3 separate regions of the Homo sapiens genome follow, and all the other regions are linked to region 1. The links are chromatin loops, found by intact Hi-C in ENCODE. Cell type or tissue: PC-3. All regions are shown on one strand.

Region 1 (5,000 bases):
TGGGGGCCAGGTGTGGTGGCCCACACCTGTAATCCCAGCACTTTGGGAGGCCGAAGCAGGAGGATCATTTGAGTCCAGGAGTTCAAGACCAGCCTGGCCAAGGTGGTGAAACCCCATCTCTACAAAAAATATGGAAATTAGCCAGGCATGATGGTTGGACACCTGTAGTCCCAGCTACTTGGGAGGCGGAGGTGGGAAGATCATAAGACCCCAGGAGACTGAGAGTGTAGTGAGCTGAGATCACACTACTACACTCCAGCCTGGTAGGCAGAGGTGGGAAGATCACAAGACCCCAGGAGACTGAGAGTGCAGTGAGCTGAGATCACACCACTACACTCCAGCCTGGGCGACAGAGTGAGACCCTGTCTCAACAACAACCACAAAAAGCTTGGAGATAAGATATAAGCAGTAGATAAGATGTAAGATACAGTTGTATATATGAAAACATATATACAGCTGCATGTACTTGGGAAGAGTATAATAGATACAAAAATCAGTGAAAGAATTGTATTTAGGTACATACCTTTTGAACAGTTACACTTCTTGTGCTTTGGTGAATGGATCTTCATATTCAATTGACTCAAAACTATTTTGTATACTATTATGTGAACATTTCATACTATTGTAGGCTGAACATTTGTATAAAATCTAGACCAATTAATTTTCAGAGCAGCCTTATTTTTAAAGCTAAAAATACCATCAGTAACTGTTACTCATTAAGAGTCCAAATGAAAAATTTAATAATGTGCCTTGCTTGTCTCCTTGTGTCAACAATTATATTTAGCACAGCAAAAGAAAATCACTATTTTGGGTATAGGATAAGTAGACCAATATTATTCAGCAATAATATTTGTATTTTCTATGAGTGTTATTGGAAATGATGATTGTGGTATATTCATGACTATTATGGGTTCTGGCAAGACCTTTTATTGTTTTTCTTCTTAATCTTAATATATTCTACCTTTGGACCAAAAATCAAAAGCAAAGAAATTAAATGTGAAGAGCTTATTTTTTTCTTGCCCCTCTTAATTAGCTCATCATTAACTTTAGTTTATATTAATTTATGAACTGTTCATTGTGGTTACAAAATACAGATCACATTTCTGATTCCCAGTATATTTGATAAATACCTTTTTTTACATGCCAACAGTACATATCCGTTCTGAGTAGGTACTGTCATACAATGTTAGTTACTCAGGCTCTTGATCAACACTAAAATTAAATTTTCTGTTATTGTGAAATCTTATGTGACAATGAAATGCAGACTCAAATTATTTCAGCATGTTGCAACATAAAGATTTATTGTACTATTTAGACATTTTAAAGGTTTCTCAACGAAGATAAGAAAGGATCACATATTCTTAGGATTTGGCTCTCTTACATTTATGTTATATAGCCAACTAAAATACTTCCTGGCTTTAAAAATGTGAGACACGAAGGCTCCTGAAACACTTTTAATGAGACATCGAAGGAACGTGGTAATCAGCCGGGCGTGGTGGCTCATGCCTGTAATCCCAGCACTTTGGGAGGCCGAGGCAGGTGGGGATCACTTGAGGTCAGGAGTTCCAGACCAGCCTGGTGAACATGGAGAAAATCCATCTGTACTAAAAATACAAAAATTAGCCAGGTGTGGCGGCACGCTCCTGTAATTCCAGCTACTCGGGAGGCTGAGGCAGGAGAATTGCTAGGACCCCGGAGGCAGAGGTTGCGGTGAGCCAGGATTGCACCACTGCACCCCAACCTGGGTGACAGAGTGAGACTCTATCTCAAAACAAAAAACAAAAAACATGGTAATCATCCTTTTACAAATTTGTCCAACTCTGAAAAAGGAGTTTATATTATAAATTCCTTCCTATGAATAAGCATAAATAATGCAGCCAAAACATCAGAGTAAACAATTCTTTTCTCCAATAGCTATTTTAATACTGACATTTCCCCATAATGATGACTAGTGACTCATTATCCTGCAATTCAGTTAAGGCAGGAGTTTTGACTCTTGCCAGAGTAGTTTTTTGTTACAAGCAAATCATAGAAATAGTATTAGAAATTATGGCTTCTGAAGCACTTGTGGTTAAAGAGGATGACTTTTATTTCTGGCTGAGGGGAAAGACTGAACACAGAACAGCATTAGGTAAACCAATTGTAGAATGTTTGCATTGATATGAAGTGAGGTAATGGCCTGGTTAACCAATTATTTTTTTAATACTTCCTTTTGTAGGAAGAAGATTTTCAAGAAATGATTAAATCTGCACAGATAATGGAAAGTCAATATGGTCATCTTTTTGACAAAATTATAATAAATGATGACCTCACTGTGGCATTCAATGAGCTCAAAACAACTTTTGACAAATTAGAGACAGAGACCCATTGGGTGCCAGTGAGCTGGTTACATTCATAACTAAGAGAAATTTCCATAATTGTCTTTTTCTATAGAGTGCATGATGAAATCAATTACAGTTTTGGTAGTAGGGTTTTTAAATCTATATCACTGTCATAGATGTACAATCTTGGTTCAAGTTGAATGCTGGTTTTGTTTGTATCTTTTTACAGCCTTATTTCAAACGCCATGTGTTAGTATAAGATCCGAAATCAAAATATGCACAGTACTGTATTCTAAGCAAAACCTCAAACCTTCTCGTTGTCTTCAATACCGCTCTATCTCCAAGATGAGGCTGAAATTTTCAGAGAGACTTAGCTAGAGGCTTAGTATGTATGGGAGTTCAGCGCTTCTGCTGGTCTCAGGTGTGGCTGCTGCTGTCGAGTTTGAATGTTAGCTGTTGAAGGTATCAATTCAGCAGCCATGAGCAGCTCCAGACAGACAGGTGAGCTCTGCTGTTTCTGGGTGGATCATCACAGATTTAGCCGGGCAGGCAGTAAGGTGTCCTCTTACTATTCAAAAAGTGTAGACTTTCTTACATATTCGCAATACGTTCACAGTGTGTGCATTTTAAAATAATTCTTAAAGGAGTAACTGAAATTTTACCTTGAGTGAATGGCCTTCATAATATAGCTTGAGAAGTCCTTTTGAGTACCTGTCAGTGACTCAACAACATTTAATAAGGGAAAGTAGACTTTTAACAGTTATTATATATGTAACGAAAAGCCTTTCCTTTGGGATTAATATAAGTAAGAATGGTAGCCTTGTGGCAAGAAATGATTACAAAGGATATTTTTATTTGTAATTCCTCAGAAGACAATTTATGAAGTCACCCAAAATGTTATTTTAGCTGGTTTTGGATTTTTCCAATAAATTAGAAGAAGGATTTCTATTCTAAAACATGTAAAACCTGTTTTACATATTACTGATACAATTAAAGATTATTTTTCATCTATGTGCAATAGATCACCCCTCTTTAAATTGCTCTAAGATTTATTTTAGAAAACTTTTCATGTGATGTTATTTCTTTGTCATCAAAATGCTTGTTAACACTGTCCAGACACCATCCTAACCTTGCCATTGTTAAAGAAGTTTAGGAAAGACTCTTATATTGTAAATATTTAGATGGGTTCTCTCACTTTTCTTTGATACTACTGATTTTCAGCAAGTGAATTATATAATTCAAAATGCTAGAAATGTCTATCCGTTCTATAAGAGAGCATATCCTGCCGTTCTTGCATGCAGTGAAGCCCTGCCCGTCGAAAATCATTGCATCTGTGACTTTCAAAGTGGAAAAAAAAATGTTATTTTTTTGTTGATTTGTAAAGAGAGTTTAAATGTCATGTGAAAAAAAATAGAATGTAGTAAAATTCTATATATTTATGAAATATTTTAAAGGCATATTTTTTTAAATATCAAACGGGGCTATTCATAAAATAAACTGATTGTATGTCAAGATGTCCTAATTTAAAAGAGTAGTTTTATAAATCATGGTCAACATTCCATGTAAATATTTGAGCTTTACAAAGATAGATCCAAGTGTGCGATCTGTGCACTGCACATTTGATAGCATTATTCACTGGTTTTCCTTCATACTTGTCAAGTTCATATTAGAAGCAGAGACAAAAACCACTCCAATGGCCTTGACACATAGTCACACCAAAATAGATAATCAGACTAAGTATTATATAACAACGTGATCCAGACAGTGAGTTCTAAGTGTATTAATTAAATAGCAAAAAATTTTGTTTTTAAAAAATGAAAGAGGGAGGGTTGCCAACCTGAAGTCTTAAGTAGATTGTTTGGGTAGCATATTTCCTTCTTTGAACATTGTCTGAAATTTTCTATAAATCAAGACTTCTTGTACAAAGAATGATGGGACATATGTAATAATTCAGGCAATCACCTGAGTAATTTAGGCAGTCCAAATTCTTTACCCTGAAATACCCACATTTTAAAAAAATTGCAGATAATTGCTTCAGTTATTTACTTTGGGGACAGAGATATAGTGTAAAGTGGGAGAAACTGAGTCCTTTTTTGGTGGTGGTAATAATAAGATGTTATAAAAATATAACATTTTAAAAAAGAAAGGTCCAGACCTTAAGCGCAGAGCTAGAACAATATTTTTTAAATAATGGGGGGAAAAGGGGGCACTTTGGTAATTTTAGAAATCAGGTAGTATACTTTTTTTTTTTTTTTTGAGACAGGGTCTTGCCATGTTGCTCAGGCTGGTCTTGAACTCCTGGGCTCAAGCAATCCTCCTGCCTTGGCCTCCCAAAGTGCTGGGATTACAGGCATGATCCACCGTGCCCAGCCGGTAGACGTGGTCTTAAAAACAGTGTTTACATGGCCATCTTGATGCTTAGAAAGATAATTGATTAAAATTTAATAAGGCAGGGCCAACTCCGAGAGTTCATTGACAACGGCAGCAAAAAGGCCCTGAATTCTGTACTTTCTTCCCCCAGCCTCCTTCTCCAGCAAGGAGAATAGCACTCCTCCCTCCAGAAGCCAGCTCCCTAAGTTGGAGCCACTATGTAAGAGAAGAGGAACGTTCACTTTTTAAAATTCATATATTTAAAAATCAAGACCAAAAAGTAAATTCTGTACTCCTATTATTGACTGT
Region 2 (5,000 bases), 82 kb before region 1:
TCCGGGGGCTCACTTTTGATAAAACAGTGAAGTGACATCATCTCTAGAATATGGCATTATAATTTAGGCAGTCATGGAAAATTTGGTAGATTTTTTAAAAGGCAATAAAATAAGAAGATTTGTTGTAATTTTTAGCTTCCAAACATTCACTTAAGAGAAATTACTCACTGCCTGAGCATGCAAGATGAATGAAGCTTCATTAAAGCAAGCTGAAGGAAAAAGTTAAGCTCCTTCTGGAGGGATAAATCAATGTTGCTCATCCTTATAAGCTAGACACTTAATTCTGTGAACCTGACAGATACTTAGAACATAAAGTTGACTCCAGGGGTTCCAGTGCAGTGAGTGCTTGTGAGTCTGATGAGTTACAAGGCCTAGTGTTCAATTTCCTGCAGATTCTTCTGAGCAACAGGTAAACCCATCAGTTGTGATTGGTGGCTCTGGCATATGGAAACACAATTTCCATTTAAGTATTGCCTTTTTAAAGGCAAGTCTGTATATTAAAGAATAAAATCACCTCAGTTAAAACAGGATAATGGAATGCAAAATTTTAGTTGTCCAAAATTAAAAATGTTGCTATCCAACAATATTTGTAAAACAAAGTTATTAAAAATTACAAACTTAATGCCTATGAAATTATTTTGGAATGCAGACATGGAACAAAGCTAAGTAGAAAAAATATTTAGCTGATGTTCTTAATATTGCCTGTCAATTATCATAATTGCTTCATTTAAAAACATTTTATTCAGCTATCTCTGTTTTACTATGTGCAAGATATGCCATAGATACACAGATAGTAGATATTCCCAGTGTTCTTTATTCCTCTGTATGGACCCACATTTCCATCTGCCAACATTTTCCTCCTGTCTGAAAGACTTCCTGTAACATTTCTTGCAATGCAAGTCTGCTGGCAGTGAATTCTTTCAGCTTGTGTATATTTTTCAAAACTTTTCAATACCCCTTCATTTCTAAAAGATATTTTTGCTGGGTATAGAATTCTAAGTTAACAGTATTTTTCTTTGAGTATTTTAAAGATGTTGCTCCATTGTTTTGTGGCCCACATTGTTTCTGATGAGAAGTGTGCTGTCGTTTTTAATCCTTATTGTTTTATATATAATGTGTTTTTTAAATCTTTTGGATGATTTCAATATTTTCTTCCTGGTTTTAAGCATTTTGGTGGTGTTTTATGTTTTCTTTGTGCTTGGGTACATTGAGCTTCTTGAACATGTGGGTTTATACTTTTTTCATCATATTTGGACTATTTTCTGCCATATTTCTTTAAATAGTTTCCAGCAACTGCCCCCTTTCTTTGGAGATGCCAGTTAACATGTATATTAGGCCATTTAAAGTAGTTGCCCAGATCACTAAGTCCTATTCAGTCCTATTCATAATTTCTCAGTATATTTTCTCCCTGTGTTTCATTGTGGACAGCTCATGTTGCTTATTCTACAGTATTACTTTTCCTTCTGCAGTATCTATATTAATCTCATTCAGTGTACTTTTTTCTTATTTCATACTTTCCATATCTAGAAGTTTGATTTGAGTAATTTTTATATATTCTATTTCTCATGTTCAGTGTTTCCTTTAACTTTTTAGAGCATTTGAAATACAGTTAAATAATAACTTTTAATTTTCTTGTCTGCTATCTGTGTAATTTTAGGGTTTGGTTTTATCCAGTTTATCATCTGTGTAATTTCAGTATTTGGTTTCATTGTTTCATTTTTTTCTTCATTATGAGCAGTATTTTCTGCTTTCTTTGCATACCTAGTAATTTTGAGTCATTGTGAGTTTTATCTTGATTAACTACCAGTTACTGTGAGTTTTATCTTGTTGGATGCTGGGTATTTTTGTGTTTCTTTGGATCAACCTTCTCCAACCATTTTGGCACCAGTGATCGGCTTCATGGAAGACAAGTTTTTCCACAGATGGGGGTTTGGGGAGTGATTTCAGTGTGATTCAAGTGTATTACATTTGTTGTGTACTTTATTTCTATTATTATTACATAATCACCATAATGTAGGATCAGTGGGAACCTTGAGCTTATTTTCCTGCAACTAGATGATCCCATGTAGTGGTGATGGGAGACGGCGACAGATCATCAAGCATTAGATTCTCATAAGAAGCATGCAACCTAGATCCTCGCATACTCAGTTCACAATAGGGTTCACGCTCCTATGAGAATCTAATGCTGCTGCTGATCTGACAGGAGGCAGAGCTCAGGTGGTAATGCAAGCAATGGGGGACAGCTATAAATATAGATGAAGCTTTGCTCAGTCTCTACTACTCACCTCCTACTGTGTGGCCTGGTTCCTAACAGGTCATAAGCGGGTACTGGTCTGTGGCCTGGGGTTGAAGACCCCTGCTATAGATAGTATTCTTGAGCTTTATTTTGTTATACAGTTAAATTACTTGGAAACATTTTGATCTTTCAGAGGCTTATTTTTAGCTTTTTTTTAGGTGAGATCATAGCATTAAATCTTGGGCTTATTTTTTCCACTATTGAGACAATACCCATCCCATAACTCTTCTCAGTGCCTATGAATTATGAGGATTTTCCTGCTAACTGATGAGAACAAGAACTATTTCTGCCCTATGCAAACTTCAGGGATTATTCCTTGTAATGCAGTTTCTCAACCTTAGAATTATTGACATTTATGGGCTGGATAATTATTTCTGGAGTTTAGGGGACTGCCCTGTATATGACCAAATGTTTAGGAGCATCCCTGGCCTCAATACAGTAGATGGCAGTAACATCCTTTAAATTAAGACAATCAAAAATTGTCTCCAGATATTGCCAATGGCTCCAAGGGAGTACAATTGCCCTCAGTTAAGAGCCACTGCTCTAATTCTTTCTGGTAGTTTTCTTATATGCATGCCATGGCTAAGGACTTTGCTCAGGACTCAAGGGAGACCTCCTACAGATCTCCCAAATTCTGTATCTGCCACCCTTTCCTCTTCTATAGGCTTACCTGAGAATCTAGTCAGTTGACGTCTCTGGATTCCCAGCTCTGTTTTCCCAACTCAAGGAGACGACTGAGTTTTGCCTGTGTTTCTTTTTCCCCATCACAGCCTGGAAACTCTAGGCTGCAATGCTGGGGCAGTCATAGGCTCACATTGTTTCCTGTCTCTCAGTGATCTCTGTCCTTTGTTGCTTGATACCCAGCATCTTTGAAAACTATGGTTTCATTATCCTTTATTTTTATTTATTTTTAGTTTCTAGTTTTTTCAGGTGGATTCCTGTTAACCTCATCTTGGTCCTCATCTTTATTCTTGAAAGATACTTTTGCTGGGTACACAATTCTGGACTGGCTATTATTTTTTCTAAGCACTTTGAAGGTATTTGAACTGTCTTCTGGTGTCTACTGCTGCTGTTAATCAGCTGTCAATCAGTTTTCTTCTTTCCTTTCTCATGATCTATCTTTTTTTGCTCTGAGTACTTTTAGGATCTTCTCTTTGCCTTTGCCATTTTGTATTTCTGCTGTGATGTATTAAGCATAGGTTTCTTTTTATCTTTCCTTGTTCCTAAAGGATATATCAGGCTTCGTGAACGTTTAGAGTCTTTCTCTCATCACTTCTCAAAAATTTGCAGCCATTATCTTCTCAGGTATTTTATCATCTTGATGTTGTTTATTTCTTCCCCATTAAAACTCTTGTTGGATACAAAAAGCATGAACCACAAAGGAAAAAAACATTTATTGAGCTCATTAAAATTAGAATCCTTTATTGAGCAAAAATAACCAAGAAGGAGAGTGAAAGGGCAAGTTACCAAAAGGGAGAATGTATTTCTAGCACATGTAACTGATAAAGACTGGGTCCAGCATACTATAAATAGTTCTTACAAATTAATAAGAAAAAGACAGATGCAATAGAAAACCATGCAAATATCTTGAGGAGGCATCTCACCAAGAGACACACATGCCCAATAAACACAAATGGGTTTCGTTCTCATTCATTTTAAGAAAAATGAACATTTCAACCACAGGAGATACCGCTATACACTTGGAATGGCCAAATTTAGACTAATAATGTAAAATGTTTGGGATCATGTTAGAAAGCTAGAACTCACATTTTTAGTAGAAGTATAATTGAAAAACGCTACTAATTTTGAATGGGCTTACTATATATCTATGACCCAGACATTCTACTCTTAAATATACTTAAATAACATCATATATATATGCATCAAAAGATATGAAACATTTATGGCAGCATTATTTGTACTAGCCAAGAACGGAAAACAACCCAGATGCCCCTCAAAGGCATAATGGGTAAAGAAATTGCAACATATTTATATGTTGTAAAACTATATAGCAATGAAAAATGAATTCCTTCTACCATAAGTAACAGCATGGGTGAATTTCACTAACTTAATATTAGGGAAAAATGAATACTCACTTGTAATTCTAATTATATAATTTTCAAATAAAGGGAAAGATCGCCACTTTGGGGGGTATGGAGGGCATGATGACTAGGAATGAGCATAAGTGGGGGCCACTGGAGTTTGGTTAATGTTGTATTTCTTGTTTTCGGGGTGTTTATTTGGGCATATTCATTTTTGAAATTTATACTATACACTTATGATTTGTACTTTTTGTATATATGTTATAGTCAATTCAAAAGTTTGATTTAAAACAGACACTATTTGCCATTTTAGAGCTTCTGTTTCAGTAGACAGCAAATATAAACCATATAAACATAAAAATGCACATATGATTATAAATTATGGACATGTATGAAGGCAAAGAACAAGGTGCTATGGGATTGAGTCACCAGGGGATCTGCTTTTATGTAATGTTTTGGCCAGACCTCTATGAGAAAGAGTTATTCAAGTTGAATGAGGAGGAGGGCAGTGTAAGATAAGGTTGGAGAGGCATGCAGGACTTTTAGGACATCCTGGAGAGTTTGGTCATCCCAATGGATGGGCAACTTTAGAAGGGCTATTAAGGGGTAGTTATGTGATTTAAGTTTTTAAAATAATCACTCTGGCTACACTGTGAATTGCA
Region 3 (5,000 bases), 56 kb after region 1:
TAAATCCTTCAGGGAGTGACTGGGCCCAGGTAGTGTTTCATCACGACAAGGAAAAATTGGAAAGAGGCGACTGGGACTTCTTCAGATTTAAATATTATTAAGTTATTTTTGCTTGGAAAATATCCGGTAAAATAAATTCACATTTTGGCATCAGATTAAGCAACTTGGCATGAATTTGGCAAACAACGACATAGTTGCTCAGATCTTGGTGGGTTCTGGCTTTTTCCAGCTTTGCAAACCAAGGTGAAATGTCCTGAACTTGGAAGATCTCTGGCTGGCATCCACATTGGACCCAGTAATGCTCCCTTATGTCATACAGCTGATTAAAATGTGCAGAGGAACTAAAGTACCCACAGAAGCTTCCTTGCTTCCAGGACTGGGACTACTCCAGGATCCTTCCGAAGGATGCCCTCTGCTCCTCACCAGGTTGTGACCTGCATTACCGCCACAGGTGTGATGCTGTTGTCTCAGACTGTAATCCACCCATTTTTAAAAGGGCTTCTCTGTATACCTATTAGCATAAGCCCCTTTCTCACTGGTTGCAAGTCTAAGCTTCTCTGCAGGTAGTATCTCCTTTAGGTGAAACTATTCCATTCCTAACAACTTTCGCACTTTCAAAAAGAGAAGAAAAGAACCCAAAACAGGCCAGGCATGGTGGCTCATGCCTGTAATCCTAGCACTTTGGGAGGCCGAGGTGGGTGGATCACTTGAGGTCAGGAGTTCAAGACCCACCTGGCCAACATGGTGAAACTTCGTCTCTACTAAAAGTACAAAAATTAGCCGGGCATGGCGGCGCATTCTTGTAATCCCAGCTACTCAGGAAGCTGAGGGGGGAGGATCTCTTGAACCCGGGAGGCAGAGGTTGCGGTGAGCCGAGATGGGAGGCAGAGGTTGCGGTGAGCCGAGATCGTGCCACTGCACTCCAGCCTGGGTGATAGAGCCAGACTTCGTCCCCCACCCTCCAAAAAACCCAAAACAAAGGACAAATATCTATACCTCATATCCCTACGTGTTTGCAGAAAGGTTCTGCTTTGAGCTGAATCCGTATAATATTATGACAGGTGATATCCTAACATCATTCCACATTTGCCTCTTTGGCATCCGGAAAAGAATCCAGTTTTAATTCCTAAACACCCCATCATCCTAAGTGCTCCGGCATTGGTCCTTAAACACCGTGTCCCCCCACCCCAAGATAGTGCATTCTTCCCCATCCCCCCCCACCTCAATATTCCCACTCCTTTATCCCTCACTGGTGTTCCAGTTGGGGCTCTTGCTGGTAGGGTGTCTAGAGGTGGGGTCAAAACCATCTTAATGGACAAAGGTAAAGGCCATTTAAAAAAAGAGATGGGGGACATGTTTTCATTTCACTCCGATCCTCTGCCCTATTGAAGAGCGCTTTCTGCTTTCCCGGTGAGTATCAGAGTATTCTACCATATTTGTTTTTTTGGAGAGAAACATGTAAGCCTCAAATATCCTAGGAGAAGCCCTATGCTATTTGGGGGTACTCAGTGAAGATTTCAGGTACATACAACGCACTTGTCTGGAAGCCTATGGAAAAATGTAAAAAGGGGTTTCTAAGGAATATTTTCTGCTTCCTTTCTGCTCCATTTTAAGTTTTCTGCTAACTTGCCGCCGACCCCGCAACTGCTCACGACCTCTGTCAAAGTCAACCTTTCCCACCGCGTGGAGTGAGTTAGGGTGCACACTCGGGAGTTGCATAAAAGTGTTTGAGAAAGGGAGATGCAAAGTTGAATAAAAGTGTTTCCCGGGAGGGGCCGAGCGGAAAGCAGCAGGTGGCCGGGGCGGGTGGAACCCAGCGCGGGCGCAGAGCGTCTCTGGCGCGGGCATACGGTGCAACGGGTCCGCGGGAATCTTGGATGCGCGGAGGTCCCGAGACCAGGGTAACGGACTGGGCTGCGGTCGCGGCCGGGTGAGGCTGGGAGCGGAAGGCGGCGGCGGCGGCGCCCGGGGGAGGGCACGGGCCCTGTAGGCCTCCCACAAGGGCGCCGGCGTGCGCGGCCGCAGGGCGCGCAGTGTTGACCCGCGTCCTAGCAACAGGCGGGCGCCGACTGCGGGGGGCAGGGTGCTGCAGGTGAGTGCGGCTGGGGGTCTCCACGCTCACCCCCGCAGGGGTTCTGCAGCCGCCCGCGTGGATCGGGAAACAGAGGCGGCTCTCTGGCCCCGCCGCTGCCGCTCTCGCCTGCTCCCCTTTCCCTCCCGGGGACCAAGACCCGCCCCCTTCCCTTCTCTCTCCCAGCCCCATCTCACTCCTTCCTCCCCGCGAGACCCTGCCTCGGCCCTAGGTTGGGGACCGTCTGCTCCTCAGTCCCTGCGCCCCTCTCTGCACTACCTCGGCCCCATCACCTCCCGGATCCGCTCTCCACTTCTCCCGCCGCTTCCCTGCCTCTCCTTCCCCCAGCCCGTCTTTCTCCTCCGCCCTTTGCAGCTCTGCCTCCCGCTCCCAGCGTGGTTTTCGCCGTCCCTTCCCTCCTCGTCCCCTTACCGAATCCATTCCTGGAAACTTAGGGTCTCAGCTCTGACGCCCCCTTCTTGTAACGAGTCTGGTGGGGGCCGTCATCCCACACTAGGCTTAGCTTTGGTTTTACTTAGGGCCCTGTTCATGTCATGTCTAAAAGTTCGATTTTCTGTCGGTCTTACTGAGTAACTTCTGCATTCTCAGAAAGCAGTGTATGCGCGGACTCCCCGTGGATGTTACCAACCACATTTCATAGATCTCAGAGCTGATGGCTGCCTTTCCGTAGCCCCCTAAAGAATTCGGTTGTGCTTCTGTTTAAGTGTTAACGATGTGATTACCGAATGGGTTTCATTTCACTAATGATGCTGGAAGCTTGAAATTGACCTTTAGAAAGAAAAACAATCTGTGGTATCTATTGGATAAAGAGAAAAATGAGTGCTAAGTGATTCCCAGTTTATGTAAACATCCCAGTTTATGTAAACACGTAACCAAAACTTTTTTCCTTTTAATCTTTAAACTTACTTTCTTTACTTCAAAGGTGTGTGCTGTGTATTTACATGGATTCATTTTAACTATGGTTCTTAAGCCAAAAGAGCTTGGCAATGGGCAGAAACCGGGGAGCAACTGGTCTTGATTTTAAAATCTTAGTTTTGAGTTATGCCGACCATTTTTGAACACCATTTATTTATTTATTTATTTTCTAATAACATTGATCTTGCCTTCTGGATTGTCATAGGCCACCCTGAGGTTTTCTTAAACTCACCAACCTTCTTGAATAAAACTTGTGCATTGCTACGGTTCACTAGACTTGGAAATACAATTTGAATAGATTCAAATGTTACATTTCTGTCAAAATTTATCTTGACGAAAATAACGATTTTGCATTTCTTAATTCTGTGTTAAGGGTCCTTCAAGAAGTTACTATATGGTATGTTGACTACCATAGCGTTACATAATCTATTTAATTTCGCATTTTTTCTTTAAAAATGTGCAAGAAGCAATCTTTATAAGATTACCAAAACAAATGTTATACTTAAGATTAAAGACAGACAGAACTTTCACCTAAGCCTTTCTGTATAAGATAAAGCTATTTGCACTTATTTCACACTATTTTACACTGATTTGCACTTATTTTACACAACAATGGGAAATTCAAGAGTCTCACACATACACATCAGAACATGTTTATGTGTTTAAATCTAAAGCATTTCTCATCGGTTAGCAATAGAAACAAAATGCTAGAATACTAAAACAAACACCCAGAACAAATTTGTGCACTAATTTCTGCACTTTATTTCATGACCACTTTGGTATATATGTCTGGATCAGTTGTTCTCCACCCTATCTGATCCAGTACTTGGTTTTTATAGCATATATGTTGTAAGGCTGCTTTGCTATCCTGAAATCAATATCATAGATTATAATCTTACATATTTAATATAGTTTTAAATATTGATAGTGTGCTAACTGTAAAATGAAAGAAAATAATTGTAAGAAAAGATTGGCATGTAAACGCTCAAGTACCACTACACTAGAATATATAGGGAAGTAGTCAGATGTCCAGCCTTACACAGAATGACTGTGAACACAGCAGCCCCAAATGCAGACTGATACAGATGTGCCATTGCAACTTAAATTTCTCAAATAACATTGCCATCAATGGTGTCATTTTCCAAAATGCTGAGCTCTTGGTAAAATTCCATGTAAAACAAAATATGTACAACCTTCTTTTCGTTTATGGTAGCTACAATTCTGGAAAATTCAGGGTGTAATAAAACTGTGACAAAATACTCTGCAATTTTTGCAAAGTGCAGAAAAATTCTAGGCTCAGGTAGTGCTTATCTGAAGTTTTTCACTTACTAGATGCCTGGAGGTTACAGCAGAATTCTTCCTTCTGAGGTACTATCCTGCACAGGATATTTTACATTGTCGGTCCTCAACACTAAAGGCCGATAATGCCCCCTTTCCTATCATGTTGATAACTAGACATCTCTATAATATTTCTATACTCTTTATCAGCAGGAAGTACTGCCCTGTTGCCATCCAGTGATCTCCTGTGATTGAATTTAATAGATAGTTCAAAGATTTAATACAGTACAGAATGTAAAATCTCCAAGTCTAATCTTTGTACTTTAAGCCTTTTTAATAATGATGGGAGTAAAAAGCCAATTTTATTCTATATTTAACCGTATAACCATTCTTCTAATATTCTGGAAGAAAGATTTTATCAATAAGTGCTATACAAAAGAGAAAAGAAACAAGTATAGATTATCTGCCAAAAAAGCATTAAATGTTCATTATGAAGTCAGAACGTGCTTTCTAACTTGGCTCTTATTTAACGTTACAGATTTTGTTACTTTTTAAAAGATCTTCTTTTACAGACTAATTTCTATTTAGCCAATGTGAAATTTGTCTCACTTGAATTGGTTTTAAATTTTACTGCTAGACTCTTCTGATAACTAATTTAGATAAAAAGGCTGAAAGAGTCTCACTTATTCCTACATCTCTCACATTAACTCTTAAG

What was found. Hi-C counts contacts between places; a loop is a spot of excess contacts. Peaks named below come from ENCODE experiments on the same cell type or tissue, not always from the same donor. Only the 100,000 strongest peaks of a DNase experiment are listed, where the experiment ranks them.
Region 2: it touches region 1 in a loop (2.8-fold over the local background); 5 of 110 quality-filtered maps call a loop at or near these places.
Region 3: a loop joins it to region 1, with 10 times the contacts of the local background. A loop is called at or near these places in 3 of 110 quality-filtered maps.

The regions. Positions count from the first base shown.
Region 1 is chr10:28,051,463-28,056,462 of GRCh38, reverse strand. MPP7 (MAGUK p55 scaffold protein 7) reads left to right here. Exons shown (of 17, transcript NM_001318170.2): 17 at 2,219-5,000. The coding sequence ends at 2,398. Among named protein-coding and RNA genes, the nearest start is that of SNORD130, 19 kb to the left of the region's middle. In PC-3, no CTCF peak of the experiment used is centred here; a DNase peak (open chromatin) is centred at 2,022; H3K4me3 peaks cover 689 bases; H3K27ac peaks cover 2,515 bases.
Region 2 is chr10:28,133,214-28,138,213 of GRCh38, reverse strand. All of the region lies in intron 5 of MPP7 (MAGUK p55 scaffold protein 7), which reads left to right. Among named protein-coding and RNA genes, the nearest start is that of SNORD130, 62 kb to the right of the region's middle. In PC-3, a CTCF peak has its summit at 2,722 (motif pointing right); no DNase peak of the experiment used is centred here; H3K27ac peaks cover 462 bases.
Region 3 is chr10:27,995,895-28,000,894 of GRCh38, reverse strand. It overlaps ODAD2 (outer dynein arm docking complex subunit 2), which reads left to right and starts at 1,816. Exons shown (of 20, transcript NM_018076.5): 1 at 1,816-1,901. In PC-3, no CTCF peak of the experiment used is centred here; no DNase peak of the experiment used is centred here; H3K4me3 peaks cover 1,672 bases; H3K27ac peaks cover 359 bases.